Linked DNA regions of Homo sapiens: region 2 is linked to region 1. Evidence: chromatin loops called from intact Hi-C (ENCODE). Cell type or tissue: chondrocyte. All regions are shown on one strand.

The links. Peaks named below come from ENCODE experiments on the same cell type or tissue, not always from the same donor. Only the 100,000 strongest peaks of a DNase experiment are listed, where the experiment ranks them.
Region 2: a loop joins it to region 1, with 3 times the contacts of the local background. A loop is called at or near these places in 2 of 110 quality-filtered maps.

Annotation. Positions count from the first base shown.
Region 1 is chr20:21,502,336-21,507,335 of GRCh38, reverse strand. LOC112268271 (translation initiation factor IF-2) reads left to right here and starts at 931. Exons shown (of 6, transcript NR_171654.1): 1 at 931-1,127. RefSeq lists enhancers at 1,099-1,168, 1,594-2,094 and silencers at 1,916-1,965, 3,644-3,773. In chondrocyte, CTCF peaks have their summits at 878 (motif pointing right), 1,738 and 1,958; no DNase peak of the experiment used is centred here.
Region 2 is chr20:20,357,957-20,362,956 of GRCh38, reverse strand. It overlaps CFAP61 (cilia and flagella associated protein 61), which reads right to left. Exons shown (of 27, transcript NM_015585.4): 27 at 2,259-2,747. The coding sequence ends at 2,547. Among named protein-coding and RNA genes, the nearest start is that of INSM1, 7.6 kb to the left of the region's middle. RefSeq lists a silencer at 2,218-2,512 and an enhancer at 2,218-2,512. In chondrocyte, CTCF peaks have their summits at 2,171 and 2,375 (motif pointing left); no DNase peak of the experiment used is centred here.

The DNA of each region.
Region 1 (5,000 bases):
TGGGAAACTTGGATGCGCCCCCTTTCCTATTTAGTACAACGGTCATATTTAGTAGAATCAGATAATTTGGTAAGAGTGGAAGTCCCCCTTCCCAACATTCCCCACCTCAGATGGGGAAATAACTTATTTCCTTACCTATTGACTGTTGGGCTTAGTTGAGACCTGGTGTGTATTTCTCGAGCCTTTTCAAGAGCCTGGTCATTGAAAAGCTAATCCAATATTTACCGAGCATAAGGACAGTTCTCAGACGTATTTATTAAGGCCCATCGCTAAGTGATTACTTGGACTGAAGACAAAGGCCAGGGGAGGGGGCGTCTAGGCATACCAGATCCTTCTCATTTGGGCTCTCCCCACCCAGAACCAGGAAACCGGGAGCGCGCTTGTGCGCTGCTGAAGTTCCCCTCCCGGTGTTAAGTGGCGGGCGGATTAGATACTGTGCTGGGCGGTATTTCAGGAAATATGTACTTGTGGCTCCCTGAGAGGCCAAGCGCAGTGACACTCTAAACCGTGTCGATATATCATCTTTTATCCAGGATCTGCAAATAAACCCCTGATCCCCCCGGCGCATTATAGCCGCCGCTATCTCGCCAAGGAAGCGATCTGAGTTTTATTGCTTTCACCAACGCCCCGAGACACACACACACACACACACACACACACACACACACACTCCTCTCTCGCACTCTGATTTTTAAAGGCTCTATTTTTTCCCTCCCGAGGCATCGTTATTAATAAAGAGGCGAATAGGCCTCAGCGCCGCCATCCGAGCAAGCGGGGAAATGTGGGCCAGCAGCCCAGGCCCGCGCGCGGATCCCGCGTACGCTCCACGCGCCCCCTCGGGCCGGAGAACCGAGCGTGTGCCGCGTGCTGCCGCCGCCAGGAGGCGCCCGAGCCCAGCGTTCCCGAGCGTCTCTGCGCGCGGGTCCGGGCAGAGCCCGGGAGCCGCCGGAGGCAGCTGCGCATCAGCGGACTCGCGGCCCGGGTCGGAGCCCGGTGAGTGGTGCCAAGAGGTGGCGGCGAGTCGGAACCTTGGGGAGAGCCGCGAGTCAGACGGCGGCGGGTGCCTGGGAGGTGCGAGTCGACCTGTGTTCGGCTGTGGTTTTCCCGCCATGCCTCTTCTCCTCCACGTGCGTACCACCGCCCGTCCCAGCCCCGGTTTCCATCGTGTTTGGGCACAGACCACAGCCGACTGGTCCAGGAGCGCTCTGGCCACTGGGAGGGCCCCACCAGGCGCCAGGGCGCGCTGTCTCCGCGATCTCAGGGCCCCTGGCGGCGTCGGCCGCGCGGGTGGACGCGGAGAGGGCGGTGCTGCGAGGGCCCGGAGAGTGGGTGCCCGCGTGGGGAGGCGGCCCGGGAGCGCGGGAGCGATGCGGAGGAGGGACCCGGTTTGGTTGCAGGTTTCCGGGGCGGGGGTTCCGGGAAGGAGAGACCCTCGCCTTCCGCCCGCCCTGGATCCGGGTCCCGCCGGACCCCCGGCTCCTGCCGTTCGTCGCCTGGAAGCGGGGCAGGCGCACAGTCCAGACGCCAGGGAGAGACGCCTCGCCGACCCAGACCGTGGGGTCAGGGCCCGGGAGGCAAGAACGCCCCACACACAGCAGGGCACCCCAGGCAACCCTCACTCCGTGCTGAGGCCTCGGCTAGGGTGCAAAGGTGTCCGGGAATGGAAGGGACACGAGGGTGTGGACGCCTCGCACTCTACTCACGCCTGGTGCCTTCTGAGAGGCTGGGCGTGGGGCAGAGGGTAGGGGACAAGGGGGTGACATTCCTTAAGGTCCTCCCCCCAACAAAAGTAGGGCCTGCAGTTCCAGCTTGATTCGTTGATTGTTGGGTGGAACCGCCTCACATCAAAGGCATCGTGGCTCCAAACACTGTCCCCTTTACTTTTCTAAGCCCCCGCTTCAAAACCAGCTGTCGGTGGGCCGGTGAGGGCGTCTGCAGTACCCAGGCTTTCCGCGGGGCGGCGCGGTTGGATAAGAAAAGGCTTCCCGGCTGGGGCGCGCAGCGCAGCTCAGACACCTGCGGGACTCGAGATGTCTCCGCGAGGTGTCCTCTACACCAGGGCTGCATTCCCTAAATAATGAAAACTCCCTGCCCTTGCACTTGGTGCCTGGAGTGCGATGAAGAGGCTGAAGGTATCCAGCCCGGCCCTTCTCCCCTCCCTCCTCAGACTGCTGATGTGACATGCGTGTAACTGTCACCCCACACAGGACGTGGAACACTTCCACCACCCCAAAATGTTCTCTTCTAATGGAATAACGTGTTCTGTCCTAACAAAAGAATAGCTCAATACTTAAAGGTATCAATTCAAAGCTGCAGATGAAAAATCTCATCCGCCCTTTGCTGCTTGTTCTCGCCTGTGGTATTTTTACCTTTCTTCATAAAATGATACAAAGAAAGCCCCAGGTCGCTGACCCCAGCCTCTCTCGCACCTGAAGACGATGACCATCACCGCTGCCACGTACTGAGCACCTTCTAGGCCAGGCTGCTTCTCCTCGTCGTCTAATCAGATCATCATAGCCAATCTGTCCTTCTGCAGAGGAGCCTGTTTCAGAGAAGTTAAGCACCCGATCTTATAATCAAGCCAGTGTTCTGACAAAGAAAAGCATTCTGGGAGTGGAGGTGGGATCTACCAGGGCGTCCTCTCCTATTCCAGAAGAGTGGGCAGGGGTGGGGGAGGACAAAGATGCCCTCCCACTCTGCAGAAGGCAGTTAGGTGACTTCTCCACAGGGCAGGGTTCTGCCAGTTCTCCTCTGGCAGCCAGTGCCCAGGTCCCATCCTGGTTGGTGGGGGCTGGGCCAACCCCTTGTCATCCTCGGGGAAGCCTGTATGTACACCAGCACCTCCACTGGGTGCCAAGTGGCCATCTCGGCCAGCGAGTGTCCCCTGAGAACTGAGGGGGAGTAGGCTGAGGGTGCACCTGAGGGGCACGCTCCGGAGCCTGTTCTCACTCCTGGGCCTGGGCCTGGGCCTTCCATGGTTTCGATGACATGAGCAACTCCCCTCTCCCCCCAGGATGATAATGTGTACCAAAAAATAGATTTTTCAGTAGCCAATTGATCTTACTGCTTTAATTAAATGATTACTTTTTTGCCTAATGTGGGGAAAAGGTAAAATAAGTTAACTTGTTCTTCTGTGCATAGTGTTGGGCTCCCTAATCTGAGAGATTTGCAACTTTTTGCTTTGTTTTGTTTCATTTTTTTTCTGAGACAGGATCTCGCTCTGACACCCAGGATGTAGTTCATTGATGCTATCATAGCTCATTGCAGCCTTGAACTCCTGGGCTCAAAAGAGCCTCCTGTCTCAGCCTTCCCAAGAGCTGGGACCACGGGCAGGCACCACCGTGCCCAGCTATTTTTTATTTTTGTGTAGAGATGTGGTCTCACTGTGTTTCCAAGGTTGGTCTCAAACTCCTGGCCTCAAGCTATCCTCCCACCTTGGCCTCCCAAAGCACTGGGATTACAAATGTGAGCCACTGTGTCTAACCACAAGAATTATTAAAAGGAATTTTACTTAAGTATCTACTTCCAGATCTCTCCATGTTTCTTTACTAGCTACAAAATAAAAGAATTACCCCATCAGCCTCTGTAGGGTAAGATGAATTGTGTGGAATGGGTATGAAATGAAGGATAGTTAGATGTAGAAGGTAAAACAAAAGGAATCAGCTTTTTGTGTCTGTGACAGAGGATCTGATACTTGATGGTCTGACCACAAGGCATCGCTCAGAAATCAGCAGTCCTTTTCACCCAGTGAACAGCCAGCTGCTTTGAGCAGAGAGAGCTGTGGTTGGAACTCCTGCTCTGTGACTCAGGGGAGGAGGCAGAGCTTGCCGCAGAATGCAGCCACTGCCCACAGCCCCTGTGCACTCCCTTTTCCCTTGTGCTGGCTTCCCGCTGCCAGCATCTGCAAGTCTCTGCCTGGAGGTGAGCAGGAGGGTGCTGGGCCCATTAGACAGGTGGCTAGGGCTGGGGAGTTCATGGTCTTCACGCAGTTTCAGGTGGAGGTTGCAGGATATATGGCCCAGCTTCCTGGCCCCAGGTGGAACAACCCTGAGACATGTTCGCCATTTCCCACAGGCCCCCAGTGGGACTGAGCCCTAGTTGTCTTCAGTGGCAATCTTCTCATTACCACCTCTCGTGTTGATTCTTTTTCCCTTCACTTTCTCATTTTTCCATTTCCTTGTTGGTCCCCATTAACTACTTGCACATGAATCTTTGTCTCAGGGTCTGCATCTGGGGGACCCCAAAGACACAGACACTTGAGCTGTTACTCTGCCTTTATCTTAGACCTAGCATTGGTCTCCAGAGGTCACTCATGACTTCAGGGCCTATTTTAATGGCCTCTTTCCCCATGTGTTCCTTGGGAATGTCCATTGTTGATGCGTCCTTCTGTACTAAGTAGAGTTTTTGGGCTGCAAGGAGGCAGTTAGCACAGGGAACTACGTAGTGAGGGACATGGAGACTAAACAGCAGCTGGCCCATCTCTCTGGCTTCTCATGGCCAAGCCTGGGACACACAGCTGCCCTCGTGCAGGTCCAGAACTATGGCACTTGTTCCCTCAGGACCCATCCTCAAAGCCAGTGACTTGGTCTTTTCCTATGACAAAGGAGCTCCCAGAATGTGGCAGTCCCCCTTCCTAGAGGGAGAATCTGACTGGGTCAGGGAGGCACCCCCGGTTTGCAGAGCCCCCATTGGTCAGGTTCAGTGTCCAAAACACCTGAGGGGCAAGTGGCTTCTCGAAGTCCAGCCCATATGGTTACTTTTGACTTGGACACTCAAGGCACAGGGACACATGACACAGGCACAGGGTGTGACAACTGCATGCAGAAAGAGCCACTCTCATTCCTCAGAAGAGGCTGTGGAGATGAGTGGCTGAGCCATGTGCCCCAAAATTCATGTTGAAGTCCTAACCCCCAGTATCTTAAAATGTGACCATATTTAGAAATAGAACCTTTAAAGAGCTAACTGGGTTAAAATGAATTCATTAGGGTAGGCCCTACTTC
Region 2 (5,000 bases), 1.1 Mb after region 1:
TTCTTTCAACCAGAAAACAATCAACAGCTCCTCGCACTCGGCGCTCAGCGACTTTCGAGCCCTGCTCCCTGCTTCTTGGCTAACACTGGCTCACTCGGATGCGCACCCTCTCTCTCTCTCTCTCCCTCCCTCCCTCCCTCCCTCCTCTCTCTCTCTCCCTCTTGAAAGGGTAAATATTGATTGGCTGGCTTTACATTTTATGCTCCATGCCATATTTCCTTCCCTCCCTCACTTCATCGTTGATTTTTCTCTTGCCCTCCTGTGATGTTTGAGTGTAGTAAAACCATAATAAGCCATTTTTGGAAAGGCGGTGGTTACACTCTTTATTAAAAACTGACATCTGTTGGGAGAGCAATTAGAGGCATCAGAAGGCGGGGTTGTTGCATGTGATTTGGGGGAATAAAACTTTGGAAAATTAACTTTGGTATTTTCTGATTAATATTCTTTGCTTAAAACTGTAGAATTCCAAGATCAGGCTTACAGCCCAAGATGTCCCCAGCTCAGCAGCAAGTGCTGAAATATGTAGAGACGCCAAGCATTCAATCCACTTACGGAATTCATGCCTTGTGCAAGCCAAGTCCAAATATTGGTCTGTTTCAAGCCCTTCCTTTTAAAAGCCAGGCTTTATCTTCACCGTTATTTTCCCAAAGCCCTTAGAATAGTCAATTGCAAGTTATAACCAACAACTCTTGAATTCCTCTTTTATTCTTAGGCAACTTGTTCAGTGATAAAGTTTTCAAGTCTGAACAGATATGCTAAGATTCTTAGATTCAGGAAATTATTTAGCATCTATGCTAAATAGCTTGTAAATTACCCACTTTCGAAGTGTGAGATAAGGATTAAAATAATGTCACCCAATATACTTTGTACACTAAAATATATTCTAGATATTTTCAAGTCTGCTGTGATACTTATGGAGCACTAACACTCCTTTTTCAAAAGGCAGCAAAGGAAAACTTACTGTCACATTTATGCATGATTTGGTATTAAGGTTGACATTGTCATTTGGGGTCACTTTTATGTGACTGGAGGCTTTTTAATGCTAATACTTGGTCACAGAAGTCATAACTGTTGATCCTCCGAGATTGTTCTGTTAATCTGCATCCAGGGGTCCCAGGACCTGTCACAGAAACTTACTCCTTTTGCTTATGAGTTTGACCCAGGTCCTTTCAGGGGAATGGGACAGGGGAGGAGAGTTGCTTGAGCTGACTCATTCACCAGCCCCTGAAATATGGTTCCACGTGTGCTGGGTCTGAATTCTGAAGAGTGGACCAGTAGCAATTGTTCCCCATTCAAGTGACACAGTGTGTACCATATGGCCAATGCTGGACCCTCCCCCCAGTGACCCATGCATTTGCGGAAAACGTGCATGTGAAGGAATTAGGAGCATTTATTGCTTGCTTTTGCCTGCCTTGGGAAAATCAAGAGTCCAGTATTCTGGAACAATTTTATTTTGCAGAAATATCAATATCAAATAACTTTGCAGTTCCAACAAGTTGGCAGTTTGCAGCAGAGAGTTTGATAATGTGTACACAGTGCTGTAATGCCAGCTCTGACTTTCCTTCTAATAGTTGTGTATCCCTTATCTTGTGCCAACTTTTGCTCAACATTTACATAAAATACAACACATGAAGAAAAAACTGGAATTGTTCACAAAAACCAGTTTTAAGCCCTGCTGTGAAAAATTGTGTCACACTGTCTACTGAGAGACCCAATAAATGAGCACAATCTTATGTGTTGTTCCCCCTCATTCCTGAATCCATGCAGTTAGTTACTAGTGGGCAATTAATTTGCTTTATTTATAAGAAAAAGGGTTTCTGATCCACATTAGAGTTGACATGTACTAGGGACCCCTTCACCCCGCCCCCCTCAATGCAAAGCAACAGTGCTAAGGATCAAAGAAAATGAACTTTGATGAACTTCCCATTACCACGTTACCACGTTCTAATCTAAAACCTATGTGTGAACCCCTTGAGCACCCAACTTTTCTGTGACTTTATGCTCCTCATCTGCAATTTGAAACAGAAATACAGCCTCCTCCTTTCCAAAGGTCATGTAAGCTTTCCTACACAATCACTGCTTCTTATGTTGGACTGCAGATTTAATTTCTCATCATCTGTTTACTAATTTTCCATTCTGGGCACATTTTCTTTTTTATCACCCACAAGTACTGCTGGGTAAACATGTGAAGAACTAACAAGACTGGCAGCGGAAGTTTCCAGGAAATCAAACAGAATCACACCCAAGGTAAAAACAAGTTTTACACACTATGATCTCATTTTATTGCTGAAATGGATTATTCTGCACAGGAACATGCCTGGGATTTGTAAAGCGAGCCTGCCCCAGAAGAGAGGCACACGGCCGTGTGCCACCTACTGGGATGATAGAAAACTACAGGCATAAGTCAGGGAAGGAAAGGAATGAACAAAACCACCAGGGGCTGGCTTCGCTGTCAAACCAGGCTGCAGAGAACTTTTCTATTTCTACAGAGCGCGTTTCCAGGAACTAAATAAATGAAAACCATAAAGGGGAGACCCTGCCTACAACTAAACGATGCCTGGCCACGCGTACATGGGCAGGTGGTAGCGGTTATAGTGCAGGTAGTCAAGAGTGCTTCTCTCCACCAGGGTTTTGTAGATGGATTCCTCAAAAACTCTTTTGAGGTATTGCCTGGGCTTCTCAGTCGGGTTGATTTCCTCATCTTCTATTTGATGGGCTAACTGCTCTATGGAAGGAAGATCTTCCTCCTGTAAAACACAGTAAGAGGCCAGATACAGAAATTAATTGGACCCTGCACAGTTGTAACGGCAGTTTCATGAGAATGAAAACAACAGTAGTCAGCTCTGCAAGGATGGTCATTTTTTTTCTAGCTTTTGAAAATTTATTTTTAATTGTGGCAAAGTATACACAACATGTCTTATTTTAATAATTTTTAGGTGTACAGTTCAGTGGCATGAAGTACATTCACATTGCTGTGTAACCCTCACCACTGTCCATCTCCAGGACTTTCTCATCTTCGTCAGCTGAAACGCTGTCTCCATTAAACACCAGCTCCGTACCCTCCCATCCTCCAGGCCCTGGAAACCACCTCTGTCTCTATGAATGTGACTACGCAGGCATCTCATATGAGTGGAACCCTGTAGTACTTTTTTTTGTGACTGGCTTATATCACTTAGCATAATGTCCTCAAGAGTCATCCAGGTTAGTCATTTCAAGCCCTTCATTTTCAGATAAAAATCATCTGTAGATCATACTTGTTTTGTTGTTGTTGTTGTTTTGTTTTTTGCTTTTTGAGACGGAATTTCGCTGTTGTTGCCCAGGCTGGAGTGCAATGGCATGATCTCGGCTCACTGCAACCTCCGCCTACCAGGTTCAAACTATTCTCCTGCCTCAGCCTCCCAAGTAGCTGGGACTACAGGCATGGCCCACCATGCCTGGCTAATTTTGTATATTTAGTAGGGACAGGGTCTCTCCATGTTGGTCAGGCTGGTCTTGAACTCCCGACCTCAGGTGATCTGCCCACCTCGGCCTCCCAAAGTGCTGGGATTACAGGCATGAGCCACCACGCCCTGCCTCTGTTTTAAAAATAAAAAAATTTAAAAATAAAAAAAAGGAGTGATTAAACCTTTTTACTTGAAAGGTCCTATATGAAAAGTTTTCTTGCTTATAATTCCCAAGAAGTGGGATTTTAAAACCTTAGAATAAATTCACAATCAAGTCAAATTTTATTGATATATTTAAAAAGGTAGGGCTCAGAAAGAATAAAGTTGTTTGAAGCTGAGAATCTTATGCTGCACATAGGTACAGTGTAGTAGAGATTTTCCTAACATTTCATTATAAAAATTTTCAGAGACAAGTTGAAGAATTGTCCACTGAACACCTGCACACCTGCACCTGGACTCCACAGTTAACATCTGCTATATTTGCTTCACCACTGCATATCTGCCCTCCAGAGCAGGGTACTTCTAGAAAGCACATCCCCCAGGGTTGAGCTGGCTGCTTTCCAAACACTGTGATTCTTGAACATCACCCTAGATCAAGAGTCTGTGGACTCTGATGGTACATTTATTTCAACTTCCAATAATTCCTTCTATTTTGAATAGAAAAGGCAATTCCTTGCAGGGTTTTGTTGGATTATTAACTTACTAGTGATAAGAGCTTATAGATAGGAAAACAGACTCAAGCTATATGGAGGCATAAAGTCATTGCCACTTGGCTAAGCAAGACACAACGGGGTGCTGGAGATTATGCACACATTGGAAAGAGCAGTCAGTGAGGGTTGCAGGAATTCAGATTTAAACTAGAGCAATAAAGGCAGTGATAGGGAAAAAGCAACTGATTCTCACAACTAAGTACTGGGAGGTTCTGAAAACTTTGGGTGCCACCAGTAAGGCCTCGTGGATATATTCTGCAATGTGTATGAGGTTGGCTCTTTCTTCCTTAATTTTTCTGGAGAATTGTATCAAACCAACCAAAAACAATTACCTTACTAAAATTATACAAGATTTTGAGCTCATATTGTATGCTGCTGTTCTGACACTGGGTTAAATAGCGTAAAACCACTTTTAAAGTTTATTTCAGGCAAATATTGCTCTAGATTATAAACAGATTTTTGGGCACTTGCCTCTTGAAGGATGACCTCTCATACTGTGATCATCTTCTTTCACAGTGTGACCACCTCCCCTCACAGTATGACCATTCCCCTCAGTGTGACCACTTCCCCTCAGTGTGACCACCTCCCCTCACAGTATGACCATTCCCCTCAGTGTGACCACTTCCCCTCAGTGTGACCACCTCCCCTCAGTGTGACCACCTCCTCTCAGTGTGACTACCACCCCTCACAGTGTGCCCACCTCCCCTCACAGTGTGACCACCTCCCCTCAGTGTGACCACCTCCCCTCACACTATGACCACCTCTCCTCAGTGTGACCACCTCCCCTCACACTGTGACCACCTCCCCTCACACTATGACCACCTCCCCTCACACTATGACCACCTCC